5 separate regions of the Homo sapiens genome follow, and regions 2, 3, 4 and 5 are each linked to region 1. A link is a contact called in ENCODE Hi-C or POLR2A ChIA-PET data. All regions are on one chromosome and are shown on one strand. Each heading gives the region's core, a stretch centred on a gene start or an enhancer-like site at or near the end of the contact. The rest is flanking DNA. Distances are from core to core; before and after follow the strand shown.

Region 1 (2,700 bases), core at 121-2,620:
TCCACATTATCACCCACATCCTCATGAGTGTGAGGGTCCAAATGGTACTGATAAGAAAAGTTAGTAAGAGGCAAGGTCACCTGCAGTGTCTGGGGTAACAGACACCACATCTCTGCAAGCCCCAGCCTTCAGCCTGCCAGGTGGAGGGGCAGACTCCATCTGATCTCAGAAAATTTGAGAACCGTCCAGGCACAGTGGCTCACACCTTTAATTCCAGCACTTTGGGAGGCCAAGGCTGGTGAATCACTTGAGGTCAGGAGTTTGAGACGAGCCTGGCCAACATGGCGAAACCCCGTCTCCACTAAAAATACAAAAATTATCCGGGCATGGTGGCACGCACCTGTAGTCACAGCTTCTCGGAGGCTGAGGCAGGAGAATTGCTTGAATCCTGGAAGCGGAAGTTGCAGTGAACTGAAATCATACCACCGCACTCCAGCCTGTGTGACAGAAACAGACTCTGTCTCAAAAAAAAAAAAAAATTGAGAACCTTCCCAGGGCCCACCTACAGTTGACTCTTGAGTAATGAAGGCTTTAGGGGTGCCAATCCCCACACAGTTTAAAATCTATATACAACTTTTGACTCCCCCAAACTGAACTACTAATAGCCTACTGTTGACTGGAAGCCTTATTGATAACATAAATAGTCGATTCACACATATTTTGTATGTTAATGTATTATATACTATATTCTTACAATAAAGTAAGCTAAAGAAAAGAAATTGTTATTTAAAAAATCATAAGGAAGAGAAAGTATATCGACTACTCATTAAGTGGAAGTGGATCGCCATGAAGGCCTTCAGCCTTGTGGTCTTCTGAGTAGGCTGAGGAGGAGGAGGAAGAGGAGGGGTTGGTCCCGCTTCTCAGGGGTGGCAGAGGCAGAAGAAGGTCCACCTCTAACTGGACACACACAGTTCAAACCTGTGTTGTTCAAGGTCAACTGTACACGCCACCGAGACCAGAATGGGTGGTTTGATATTTGTCAGTGGCAACAATTCAATATTCTATCCTTTAGATGTTTTCTCACTCTGGTCACATTTAATGTGTTTAATTGATGCTGTGTGGAAGTTTCTTCACGTTAGAGGATAAATAAGCCATTCCCTTTGATAGGAGCCTGGGGCTTTCCCTGCGAGGAGGGCACTTTGGGAGCAGCCTTCTCATTAGAGGGCAATTAGCCGGGCTCCCGCACCCGGTGCCCTGAGCGGGGCTCCTGAGTAGGCAGGGCAGACGCGCCATCTAGTGGCAGCTCTCAGGACGTCCACACGCCTGCTCCTGCGGGCTCCCGCGCCCTGGGGTGGCAGGCACCGGCATGCTAGAGGTTAACGAGGAGGTTCCCTCCTTCCAGCGTGGATGAGCCTTTCCGTGAGGGTGACCGGAAAGGCGCCTGGGCTGGTGACGGTGTCAAGTGTAGGCAAGAAATACGGCTGATCAAGAAGCGACTTCACCTCCCTCGCACAACACTGAGTCCCTTTGCGGCAGGGGCCCTCCCCGCCGCGAACCCTACTTGGAACCTTGCGCCATGCGATGTCTCTCTCATTCTAGGCCACGGAAGCCCTGGGTCACCCTTTCAGCCTGGTTCTCTCCGGTGGTGCTGGCTTGTTTCTCCTGTCTGTTGGGGTCAGCTGCGTCCAGCCTCGGCTCCTGCAGGATTGCCCGGGCAACCCAGAGGAGATGGGCGGGCGTGGAGGTCCTCCCTGGATGACCCTTCCCACCATTTCAACATCATTAGGAATTTAACAGGCTTTTGCAAGAAGGCCCAGGTACGCATCCCCCCATTTATAGTAGGATTTCCAGGACAAAATGTATTCCACTCTCTAAACAACAAGCAACATGTATACAACCCATTCATAAGGTAAAGATTCCCTTGCCTACACCTAGCTTCTCCTGCCCAAGCATGGCCTTGTCGTTCTCTTCCCCAGGTCAAGTTCAGGACCTAGCAGCTGGGAATGCACATTTTCCAAGTTAAGAGTGGAAGAGTCCCAGCTTGGCTTAGATGGAGTCACATATAGGATTCAGGTTTGCCTTGGCAGGTCTGATGGACCTTGGTGAGGGTCCGCCAGCAGCTGTGCACAGCAGCTGCCCAGGGCCATGCAGCAGGCACCGCACTCCCCTTCCAGGAAGGATTCCAGGCCCAGCTACAAGGAGCGTGGCTACTGACAGCTGTCCACTCACAGCTCGTCAGACTAAGCTTCAGCTTTCAAAAAGGACTGTGCCCTCCTTGGGCTGGCCCAGGCCCACATAAGAGCAAGGCAGTGGCCCAAAGGCCTGGCATTTCTGCCCACCACGGGATTCCTCTCCTGGGTGGTCTGTGCTCCAGAGCTCTCTGTGGGGCTGGCTTACTTCTCCCCTGGCCCCTCCACAGGAGTTACTCAGCTATAGCCCCTCTGCACACATAACTCTATCTGGGAGCCTTTCCCGGAGGATGCAACCTAACTGGTTGGCTCATCCTATAGAAGCCAGTGTCCTTGACTTTTTCAGGTGATGAACCTCTTTTGAGAGGATGCTGATAACTGTAAGCATCTTCCCAGGATTTGCACATGTCCAGTGTTAGAGTGCAGGTCCCCCAAGGCCATCCCACGGGCCTTCACAGGGAGTCGGGTTGAGGACTTCTGACTGAAGGAGGTGGGGAGGAGGCGAAGTCGGGGAATGAGGAAGATGGGGCTGGGGGATAATAACAGGGCTTCCGGCAATGGAGAGGAGGGT
Region 2 (2,700 bases), core at 56-2,555, 410 kb before region 1:
TGTCACCCAGGCTAGAGTGCAGTGGCGCAATCTCAGCTCACTGCAACCTCTGCCACCCGGGTTTGAGCAATTATCTTGCCTCAGCCTCCCGAGTAGCTAGGATTACAGGCACACACCACCATGCCCAGATAATTTTTTTTGTATTTTTAGTAGAGATGGGGCTTCACCATGTTGGCCAGGCTGGTCTCGAACTCCTGATCTCAGCCTCCTAAAGTGCTGAGATTACAGGCGTATTTTAGCTTTTTGAAGAGGGTAGGATGGAGAAAAAGATGAAGAGGGAGAAAACCAAACTTCCTAACTAAATTTTGTGAAATAATTATATTTCAGTGACACAGTGAAATTCTTTGTATGGTTGTTCTTTCTGAAAAGAGCGAAATGAAATAGGATTGAGAATCCTGACTATACCAATAGATTTTCTTTTAAGGCTGCGTCTGTTCTGCAGTGTTTGGGTAAAGCACTTTCTGTGCATTGTGAAATAAAACACGCCTAGATTGTTAAAAAAAAAAAAAAAAGGCTGTCAATTTTCCGTTAAAGCCTTTTATCTGTACTTTACCCCTTCCCTCCAGCAGATTCTAAACTCTTCATTCACACCCACTATTGTCACTTCCACACTAAATTAAACAAACTCAGTTCGATCACTGCAGTTTTTGGAAGCACAAAGTAACACTATACAAGTTAGAGAAAGTGAAAGAACTTCTTTCTAAATTCAAACGGCTGAACAAGGAAACATTCAGGTAGGCAGAGTCCTTGCAGTTTCTGTTCTTACCACAGAAAAACTTAAAGAAGCCACATTCTGGATGTTGTTTTTCATGTTAACAAAAAGTCCAGACGGACCCCATAGCTCACAGTGCTTCTTCTCACCCCTCGCCCCTCCCCAAACTCCATCGACCCAGAAGCATTAATTTCATAAGGAAGAGAAAACTTGGCTTTCTACTAAATTCAGCTCTGAATTCAGCCCTCCATTTCCCAAGGGCTAGGACCCAGAGCCAAGTCAGCCCGCCCCTCCCTCTCGCTCCCAGACCTGAGCTGCGGATGCTGCAGCCCAGCACTCCTCCAGGTTTGGAAAAGGCGGCTACGCTGGGCAAGTTTGGAAAGTTCTGGGAGAAGAGCGAAAGGAGGGAGTGTGTGTTGGCTCTTTTCCTTTCCTTGGAAAGCACTTAACAAGAATGACACCCTACCCCCACATCAAATGCCTTCTCTTGCAGTCCTGGTTGTTTTATAAAAACTGAGTTCGTGTCTTTAATGCCAGGATTTTCTTCCTGGTAGTAAGCATTGGCTAATGATTGCCAGTCGGCTTCTGCGTCTGTGTGCCATGTGACCTGGACACGTGACTTGGAGCCGGCTGTGGTTGTTACTTGTATTTGAATAAGAAGATCAAGCTTATTATTGCAGTAAAAGCCTGTGGGACTTGTCTGTGCAACGTGATTCCCCAGGCGGGTTACACAACGCACCGTACAGCCTCGTCTTCCAGAGGCTCCAGTTGTTTCGTAAGGTAAAACAAACACGATTTTATATTTTCCAAAGTGAAAGTCCATTTTCCCCCTGGAAAGTGTCTGATGATCCTGGAAAAAGATGAAGCCTAGTTTCTCCAAACCCTGTTAGTCCCCTTGGTACAGTAAGGTAGAACTACTGCCCAGCACACAATTAGAGAAAAAAAAACAAATCCAGTCTCCTTTTCAAATAAAGATTTAGGATTGACGTTAGAGAAAAAAACATCCAGTCTCCTTTTCAAATAAAGATTTAGGATTGATGTTAGAGAAAAAAACAGATCCAGTCTCCTTTTCAAATAAAGATTTAGGATTGATGTTAGAGAAAAAAACAGATCCAGTCTCCTTTTCAAATAAAGATTTAGGATTGATGTTAGAGAAAAAAACAGATCCAGTCTCCTTTTCAAATAAAGATTTAGGATTGACGTTACCTTTTACTATTTCCCCTTCTCCCTTCCTAAAAAGTCTTCAAGATATGCTCTTATCTACCTATAAAGAATTTACACTAAAAATGACGTTTTTAAATTTAAAATTTAAATGGCACGTTCATTTTGCGATTTTTTTCCCTTAGATTTCTACAACATTAATAGTTAAATTTTTATTGTCCACATACCCTGTAAAAGAGACATCAGAAGGATTCATCTTTTTGTAGGTGAGAAGAGCTGGATGTTCCCTTCAGGTTAGGATGTATGCGTGCATATATATATGCAAATATATGCAGATTTACCCCAGGAGGGCTTTTCCACGACCAAGAAGGTGACATCTTTACCATGCATGTTTTAATACTTTCCCCACCCCAATGCTGAAGAAGCCCTGCTATAATTTGCTTTCTTCTGCCTCTAAGGGTGATGACTCAACTACAGAGGCAAGATCAGGGAGGAACAATAGCTTTGGTTATCTCTAATGAGCGATCCAATAACCATCAAACCAGTGAGTTCTCTCAGCCCAAGGCTGGCGCCTCTGTGTGGAACCGCAAAGGGCACTTTTCTTTCTTTCTTTTTTTTTTTTTTTTAACTTTTATTTTAGGTTCAGGGGTACATGTGCAGGTTTGTTACACCGGCAAACTCATGTCACAGGGGTTTGTTGTACAGATTATTTCGTCATGCAGGTACTAAGCCTAGGACCAATTAAACATTAACTCTCCATTTTCCATTCCCCTACCCGCTGGTAACCACCATTCTGCTGTTGTCTCTAGACACTCATATAACTAGAG
Region 3 (2,700 bases), core at 117-2,616, 380 kb before region 1:
AGACGCAGGCATTATGCTCCCTGCACATGGCCCATACCCACATCTCCTCTACACGCGCCCTCGCTGAGGCGCGGGTCCTACTGAAGATCCGGATAGTGATCATCCTTTCTGGCAGCATAAGTCCCGCCCCCTTTCCTTCCCTGGGCTTCTGTTGTCCAGGCTACCTTGGCGTTATCAAAGCTACTTGATCTTTACAGCCACTTCCCTCTGCACAGGCATCCAAATAGGAAATTCCGCTCTCAAGGAACCTTCTACCCATCCACCTGCCACCAGCACGAACCTGCTGTCTTGTTCTCTGGCCTCTCTCCCTCAGTCCCCTTTTGCGCCCTCATTTTCCTGTCTAAAATGAAACGGACCGCTGCCCTTTTTATCTGTACTAAGTTTCAGGAGCAGAATCTTCGTTAAACTGAGCAGAGCAAGAGCGCGCTGCCCACAGGGCTGGGGCGGGCGCACGGGCCCTTATGTAAGGCCGGGCCTTCCCGGGGAAGAGCGAAGGCTCCGGGAAGGGAAGCACGGGCGGCGGGGCCCGGCCTCGAGGACCGCCCCCAGGGCGGGGAGTGGTGTGAGCCGCGGCGCCGCCAGCAAACTTTCCTCCTCCGAATTCTTGACCGAGAGCCTTGGAACCACATTCTGCCCAAATCTGTACACGCCGGAGCCAGGGAGCCGCCCGCCGCCCGGGGAGCGGAGTGGGGAAAGAGGGGGTGGAGAAGGGACCGGGGAGGAGGTGGGGGAGGGCGGAGGAGGTGGTAAGGAGAGGAGCGGGGGGGAGGAGGAGGAAGGGGAGGAGGGAGAGGTGGGGCGGGGAGGAGGGAGAGGTGGGGCGGGGAGGAGGGAGAGGTGGGTCGGGAAGGAGGGGGAAGTGGGAGACCGGGGATGTGGGAGGGGAGAGAAGGAGGAGGTGGGAGAGGGGAAAGCGGGGAAAGGGGAAGGTGGGGCGGGCGGAGGTGGGGGTAGAAAGTGGGGAAGAGCGGGGATGGCAAGTTCCGCGGGTGGCGAGCGGCCCCAGGGAGCGGCGGGGGGGCGAAGCAAGTTCCTTAGTTTCTCCCAAGCCAGCCCGGGAGCTGTTGGACGAGTGGGAGCGCCTGGCTACCTGCAAGTCTTCGGGTTTCGCGAGCGCCGCAGAGCTTTTCTGCAGCCGCTAAATAAATAAATAACTACGGACGCCCGCCCCGCCCCGCCCCGCCCCGCCCCTCCCAGCCCAGCCCAGCCCAGCCCAGCCCAGCCCAGCCCCGCCCAGCGCAGCTCCCTGGCCGCGGCGGCGGTGGTGGCAGCGGTGGTGGCGGCTGCGGCGCAGGCAGGGCTGGGCGCTTGGGGAGCTCCGCGCGCGGGGCACTTCCCCGTGACCGGCGGCCGCGCAGCTCAGGGAACTCCGCTCCGTGAGGCTTCCGGGAGAGGGAAAGCTGTTCTCCTTTGATGCTCTTTGGTTTTACAGTGGAAAACTACAATTAAAAAAACATAGCCGTGAAAATAAATGAGATTAGAACCTGCTGGCTTCACTTCCTGGAGGCTTTTTGTTGTGTCTTGAAACTAGGATCTTTGCGGGTCATCCCTGTAAGTGCCTTTTTAATCCATTCACAAGGATGCTTGTGAGTCTCTGCTGCGTTTAACATCGGTCAGCGGGTGACATTGCATTAATTTGCTCTGGTGATGATTTCTGCTTTGCTAGGTTAGCATTGCCTCGCTTGGTGACACGTAATAAATGCACACACGTTGCAAAAATTAGGACACAGAGGGAGAGGCACCTTTTTAACTCTGTCAAAAAATAGATAAGAAAATCTCTTCTAAAGCGGTGCCAATATCGGGAAAATGGTTTATTATTTAGACTGTGGAGATATTAAAAACCACAACAAAACCTAATTAATTATTCCATAGCCATTCTACATAAAGTAACATGATAAAATCATTAAATAATAGCAATGACAAAACTCAGTTTGTTGTTCTAAACTTACTGCTTTAGAATGTTGTTTATCATGTCATGTATAGTAAATCACATATCTAGTTTTTGTGCATGTGTGTCAGAGACAGACAGACATGGATAACTTCTGCTCTGAAACACAGCAGGTTTAAGGCTTCTATACAGAGAAGTTCCATCTGGAAAATCTCCAAATACAATTACAATAAAGCAGATACAATATGGAGTGTTATTAAACTGGAGGTTCTTCCCCCGGAGAGTTTACTCTATTTTCCTTTAAAATAAACTAGGGCCGGGTGTGGTGGCTCAACGCCTGTAATCCCAGCACTTTGGGAGGCTGAGGCAGGAGGATCATTTGAGTCCAGGAGTTCAAGAGCAGCCTGGGCAACATAGTGAAACTCCATCTCTAAAAAAATACAGTATTAGCTGGGTGTGGTGGTGCACACCTGTAGTTCCAGCTATTAGGGAGGCTGAGACAGGAGGATGGCATGAGCCTGGGAAGTGAAGGTTGTAGTGAGCCAAGATAGCACCACTGCACTACAGCCAGACCTTGTCTCAAAAAAATAAAATAAACTGAAAGGCCGGGGAATCATATATTTAAAATTGGCCAGTGCTCATTAAAGATCACTCAAAAACCAGAATGAGGCATCCTTACGGTGGGAAGGTAGGGTAATAGAAAGATGCAATTCCAGTTCACAAAAATTTGGCCTTCAGGCCACATCTGATACACTTGCATAAAATTGAAAGACGATGCAATGCATGTTTTCCTAAATTAAACCAGAAATAGT
Region 4 (2,700 bases), core at 33-2,532, 430 kb before region 1:
GCTCCCTGGGGCTTTTTTGAGATTTCAGTCTTTGGTGTAAGACACACATACACACATGTGCACACACAATGGTAAGCATGCATGCTCTTCAGCTTCAACCCTCAGTGCGCAGTAAAATAAAAAATATAGTTGAATCATCTGTCTCAGCCCCAGCTAGAGCCCACGTCTTCCAACATGAATTTTAAAATACCTTTTTGCCTTTTAAAATATGCTGTAGAGGCCGGGCGCGGTGGCTCACGCCTGTAATCCCAGCACTTTGGGAGGTCAAGGCAGGCAGATCACGAGGTCAGGAGATGGAGACCATCCTGGCTAACAAGGTGAAACCCCGTCTCTACTAAAAATACAAAAAAGATTAGCTGGGCGTGGTGGCAGGTGCCTGTTGTCCCAGCTACTCAGGAGGCTGAGGCAGGAGAATGGCGTGAACCCGGGAGGCGGAGCTTGCAGTGAGCCGAGATCGCGCCACTGCACTCCAGCCGGGGCAACAGAGCGAGATTCCATCTCAAAAAAAAAAAAAATGCTGTAGATGAGTTTTAGTTTATCCGGGTCCTTTGTAATTAATCTCTGCATTCATCATAATTGGAAGAAAAGCTCAAAGTAAGAAAATAGCTTTCCTCCAAGTTTATTGCAATCAGAGAAAAATACAATTTAAATGTTTTTGTTTCCCATTTCTGTTCCTTACATGCATTGTCTAGAGTGGTTCCTGGTCTATAAGCCAGTGGGTTGAGATACCTGACCAGACCACCTTTTCAACCCAGTTCTTTCTCCTCTTTGTATTTCTCCCATACAATACAGTATTGAATATTTCATAACCTATGGGTGTATGTTTTTGGCAATGTGGCTAAGTCAGGCAGCATTGAGGACTGTCCTGGTGACAGTCCGGTGCAGCCCTCACCCAGGCTCCCACATTCACACCCCTCCACTCTCCAGTGGGCTGTGTAAGTTAACGGCAAATAAATGGCCCAGAATGGCTTCCTGTTAGAGAAAAAAAGGGACAAAGACTTCTGCCCTTAAAACTCTGGTAACAAAAGTAATCTAGTGGAAATCAACATTACTAGGAATATCCTATGATTTTGGTGGTGTTGAGTTCAAAGACAGCATGGCCGAATTGTGACCATCCACCCAGTCACATGAGGCAAAAACCCAGGCCCTACCTGTGTCCTGACCTCCAGCTTCCTCCCCACGGCCAGTTGGTTAGAACGTGTAGGGAGTGTACCTCTCCCAGCCGTGGAATCCCCTCACCATCTTCACCCCTTCCCCACCTTCAAAGACTTTCATGGCCGAGTGTGGTCTGACCACACTTGATCCAAAGCCCTTCCTCTGAGCTCTCAGCTCCACGTCACAACCTCGTGACCACGTGCCTCTCACTGTCATGTGCTTAGATATGTGTGTGTGTGTCCACCTCACCACACACTGTGAGATCCTTGAGGGCACGTTGTCTCTTTCATTTCTGTGTCTCCAGTGCCTAAAATGGAAAGTGCTCACTTACTAAATAAATATACAATATAAAAAATAATTTTTATCCCTTGTCCCATTTGAGATGGAAAATGAGTAAAGTTTACAAGTATTAATATAGTCAGCATCCCACTAAGACCACACAGACACTGAGATGAGCAGAGGATGCTGAGGAGCAAATGCAAAATAAACTATGAGAACTGTGACAGCTTCCAGTGCTCTTCATTATAAATATCAGCAATTGCTAATATCCAATAACATGTCACACACTCTACATTAAATCATCACAAGTCTCTAAGGCAGGTGTTAGTTTTCTCTTTGTACAGCCCAAGAAGCTGAGACAAGAGTCACACAACCAGCCAATAGAGAGAAAAGATTCAAACCCGGAGACCTTCTGTCTCTAATCCCACCCTCCTCCCACTGTCTCCTGCTGCCTCTCTGTTTCAAAGCTTGGCTCTGAGACTATGAGCACTGCCAAAATTTTACAACAGTTTGCGTATGTCATGGTCTGCAAAAGCTGTGGATGGCACTGTGGTGGCAGCCTCAATAGAAGGCTGAGACTACTTACCAGAGGGAGGATTTCCTGAGCTCCGATCACACCTGCTCTTTGTTCTCTCTCTGTCTGTCTCTCTGTGTGTGTCTCTCTCTCTCTCTCTCTCTCTCTCTCTCTCTCTCTCTCTCTCTCTCAATACAGACAGGGTCTCACTCTATTGCTCATGCTGGAGTGCAGTGGCGTGATCATAGCTCACTGCAGCCTCAAAGTCCTGGGCTCAAGTGATCCTCCTGCTTCAGTCTCCTGAGTAGCTGGGACTACAGGCATGCACCACCAGGCCTGGCTAATTTATTTATTTTTATTTTAATTTTGTAGAGACAAGGTCTCGTCCCTTCCCCAGACTGATCTCGAACCCCTGGGCTCAGGAGATCCTCCCACCTCGGCCTCCCAAAGTGCTGGGATTACAGATGTGAGCCACCACTCCTGGCCCACACCTACTCTTTATCCTCAACCCACACCCCCAGGCTCAAACTCAAAAGGAAGGAGCAAACCCTAGAAGCTGCGTAAAACACACCTTGACCTAAAATGTGCTCATGACCAGGCAACTTGACTACATATTCTCCTCGACCTACGGTGGAGTGACATCCCTATAAAAGCCATTGTAAATTGAAAATATTGAAAGTCTAAAATGCTTTGAATACACCTAACCTATCGAATATCAGAGCTCAGCCTCGCCTCCCTTAAACGTGCTCAGA
Region 5 (2,700 bases), core at 61-2,560, 470 kb before region 1:
CTCTGGTGACAGGCTCACACACTTGCATTTCATCAGTTCCATAGTAAATCCACCTCTGTCAGCCATGGGTATGGCTTGGTTAGCCCAGTGATTCTTCCTTTTTCAGCTTTTTCTTTTCTTTTTATTATGAACATTTCAAACATAACCAAAAGTTAGAGCGTTTAAGACAATGATCTTTTATGCGTCTGTCATCCAGCTTCCACAACCATGAGTCCTTGGCTAGCTAGTCTTAATTCATCTGTAATGAATTAACCAGCCATTCCCCTCCATCCATACTGTGTTATTTTAAAGCAAATCCCTAATATCATTTTATCTCTAAAATATTTCAGTATGCATCCTTAAAAGATAAGGACTCTTTCAAAAAACATATCACAATATCATTATGACACCTAAAAAAAAACATAATTTCTCAGTCAGGCCAGTGTTTAAAATATATATTAGATTGTCCAGGAGTGAATTGACTTGTAAACTGGACACTTTAGGAACTTATATTTGAAGAGGAGTGGAGATAGATAAGGTCAATGTCCGTTTTTAAATTTCTTTAATTGCCTCAAATATTTTTCTACAGTTTGTTCAGATCAGGAACCAAATAAAATATATATCACAACTGGTTGATATCTCTGTTAAACATCTTTTAATCTATGGGCTTGTCTTCCACATTTGTTAGATTCCTGGCAATGTATTTGTTGAGGAAACTGGGTCATTTTGTCCTGTAGGGTTTCCCACAGTCTGGTTCTTGCTAATTGCATTTCTGTGGTATCATTTAACATGTTCCTCTCCTTTATGTCCTGTAAATTGGTGGTTATATCTAGAAGCTTGATTGGATTCAGGGTTGATTTTTTGACAAATTCATCAAAGGTGTGTACTTCTATGAAGGCACAAGATAAATGGTTGCTTTTTTTTTTTTTTTCAGGTGAGTAGCCACTGCTGATCATTACTTTGACCCATTATTTCCCAATTTTTTTTTTTTTTAGATGTGAGTTCTGTCAGGCAGGGGCAGGGATTGCGTACATTGTAGGGTGCTCACCTGGCTGGCTCCCAAGGCACTGGACTGTCAGAGGATCAGGGGTAGGGACAGCATGGACAAAGGGGACAAGAAGCCAGACTTGTCCTAAATGAGTTCATAGCATGGTCGGAGACACAGGACGTAAACACGGGGAAATAACAAAGATATGTCATAAAGCCGTGCAAATAACTTAGGTAGCGATCCTTCTGGGAGCGCAGAGGACAAGAGAGCAATCCACTTGGGTAGTCGGGGAAGGACTTTAGCCCAGACACTGACTTTCTCCAACGAAACACAATATCGTGTCTGGATGCCCAGTTACCAGTTGGCGTCCACCCTGGGCTTCCTGTTGCAAAACATCCAATCGATTTCTCCTCCACTGTGCATGTTGGACCAAAGGCTGCACAGCCAAGATTCTGACTCCCTCCTGGTTACATGCCCCCTTGTGGTAAAACCACAAATTACAACAGATTTTCCAACCATGAAGATGGGGACAGCCATCAAACATTATCAGCAGGGTGGAGGTGTGGAAAGAAGAGCATCTGTAGCGGGTCCATTCTGTGTCCGGCACAGAGCTGGGCACATCTGTGTGTGTTAGCGCATTCTTACCTCCCAGAGCCCGGTAATCGACCAACATTTGTGGCCGATGCTACTAGGCACGGACCCAGTATCTGCATTCACCTTCTTCCTTTCTGACAAATCCCAATTTTGTTCACGGTGGCAAAGTGCCCCCTAATGCTTGTCTGATCAGACTGGTAGCTAAGATGCTGGCCAGGGGGTTCTAGCTGGAAGTTGGCTGGAGATTTCTGGGAATGGCTTTGCTTTCCTAGTATAGGAGCTTCCCCTTTTTCCCTTCCTGCCTGGAATGCAGAGTTAGGTGGGAGGTAGAGCAGCCATCGTGTGGCCACGAAGAGGCCAGTGTGAAGACAAAAGCTTCACTTCGAGAAAGCAGCAGGAAGAAAGAAGCAACCTGAGTCACAGATGTTCCCAGCACCCCCCAAAATGCCTACCTCTGGACTTCCTGAGAAGTGTGAGAAAAAGACCTTACTTGGGTCCACCACCGTAGTCAGCTTTCTATTATACACAGCATAAACAGAATCTGTCTGATCGTTATCATCATGGTAGTTCGACTGATGTACTAAGATATGGATGTTCAGGTCGCTTAAGAAACTCCCTCAACTGGCCGGGTGCGGGGCTCACGCCTGTAATCCCAGCATTTCAGGAGGTCGAGGCAGGTGGATCAACTGAGGTCAGGAGTTCGAGATCAGCCTGGCCAACATGGTGAACCGTCTCTACTAAAAATACAAAAAAGTAACCAGGCATGGTGGCATGCAACCGTAATCCCAGCTACTTGGCAGGCTGAGGCAGGAGAATCACTTGAGCCCAGGAGGCAGAGGCTGCAGTGAGTCAAGATCATGCCACTGCACTCCAGCCTGGGCAACAGAGTGAGACTCTGTCTCAAAAAAAAAAAAAAAAAAAAAATATATATATATATATATATAAAGAAATTTGTGTAAATATATATGTACGTGTGTGTGTGTGTGTGTGTGTGTGTATATATATATATATTTCCTCAAATTCACACCACCACAATAGGGCACAGCTGGGGCTCAACACCACTTCCCATCAGCTTCTTCACCACCACCCCTCCCCTGCCACCTGATGACAACATATATGCACCTTCTTCTGTTTCATGA

The links. A loop is a pair of places that touch in the nucleus more often than their neighbours do. ChIA-PET counts read pairs that join two places held with the same protein, here RNA polymerase II (POLR2A). Pooled maps may share reads with other maps.
Region 2: a loop to region 1 is called in a map of ascending aorta, with 4 times the contacts of the local background. The contact joins the enhancer-like site here to the promoter of LINC00398 in region 1. A Hi-C loop is called at or near these places in 20 of 168 maps with a recorded cell type or tissue (CD4-positive, alpha-beta T cell, CD4-positive, alpha-beta memory T cell, MCF 10A and 15 more), 14 of 37 single-sample maps with no recorded cell type and 34 of 50 pooled maps. POLR2A ChIA-PET finds 5 or more read pairs at or near these places in 2 of 52 experiments (HepG2 and activated T-cell).
Region 3: a loop to region 1 is called in a map of gastrocnemius medialis, with 5 times the contacts of the local background. The contact joins the promoter of UBE2L5 here to the promoter of LINC00398 in region 1. A Hi-C loop is called at or near these places in 4 of 168 maps with a recorded cell type or tissue (A673, chondrocyte, dorsolateral prefrontal cortex and 1 more) and 11 of 50 pooled maps. POLR2A ChIA-PET finds 5 or more read pairs at or near these places in 1 of 52 experiments (CD8-positive, alpha-beta memory T cell).
Region 4: a loop to region 1 is called in a map of naive thymus-derived CD4-positive, alpha-beta T cell, with 20 times the contacts of the local background. The contact joins the promoter of LINC00426 here to the promoter of LINC00398 in region 1. A Hi-C loop is called at or near these places in 1 of 168 maps with a recorded cell type or tissue (naive thymus-derived CD4-positive, alpha-beta T cell), 4 of 37 single-sample maps with no recorded cell type and 7 of 50 pooled maps.
Region 5: a loop to region 1 is called in a pooled map, with 5 times the contacts of the local background. The contact joins the enhancer-like site here to the promoter of LINC00398 in region 1. A Hi-C loop is called at or near these places in 2 of 168 maps with a recorded cell type or tissue (HCT116 and prostate gland), 3 of 37 single-sample maps with no recorded cell type and 9 of 50 pooled maps. POLR2A ChIA-PET finds 5 or more read pairs at or near these places in 1 of 52 experiments (naive thymus-derived CD4-positive, alpha-beta T cell).

What each region holds. Positions count from the first base shown.
Region 1 is chr13:30,801,836-30,804,535 of GRCh38, forward strand. LINC00398 (long intergenic non-protein coding RNA 398) reads left to right here and starts at 1,371. Exons shown (of 2, transcript NR_047012.1): 1 at 1,371-1,757. RefSeq lists a silencer at 1,146-1,265.
Region 2 is chr13:30,394,291-30,396,990 of GRCh38, forward strand. No RefSeq gene overlaps it. Among named protein-coding and RNA genes, the nearest start is that of LINC00426, 22 kb to the left of the region's middle. Within about 2 kb of position 1,306, at least 40 of the 41 ENCODE cell types and tissues checked have a DNase peak (open chromatin) inside an H3K27ac peak, as active enhancers do; they include CD4-positive, alpha-beta T cell, ascending aorta, dorsolateral prefrontal cortex and 9 more, where a contact is called at or near this core.
Region 3 is chr13:30,421,127-30,423,826 of GRCh38, forward strand. It overlaps UBE2L5 (ubiquitin conjugating enzyme E2 L5), which reads left to right and starts at 1,367. Exons shown (of 4, transcript NM_001355247.2): 1 at 1,367-1,551. LINC01058 (long intergenic non-protein coding RNA 1058) reads right to left here and starts at 1,118. Exons shown (of 2, transcript NR_125771.1): 1 at 1,091-1,118. RefSeq lists silencers at 420-599, 1,040-1,329.
Region 4 is chr13:30,372,632-30,375,331 of GRCh38, forward strand. LINC00426 (long intergenic non-protein coding RNA 426) reads right to left here and starts at 1,283. Exons shown (of 5, transcript NR_024464.2): 1 at 1,152-1,283.
Region 5 is chr13:30,333,826-30,336,525 of GRCh38, forward strand. All of the region lies in intron 1 of LOC124903145 (a long non-coding RNA gene), which reads left to right. Among named protein-coding and RNA genes, the nearest start is that of LINC00427, 15 kb to the left of the region's middle. Within about 2 kb of position 1,311, at least 2 of the 41 ENCODE cell types and tissues checked have a DNase peak (open chromatin) inside an H3K27ac peak, as active enhancers do.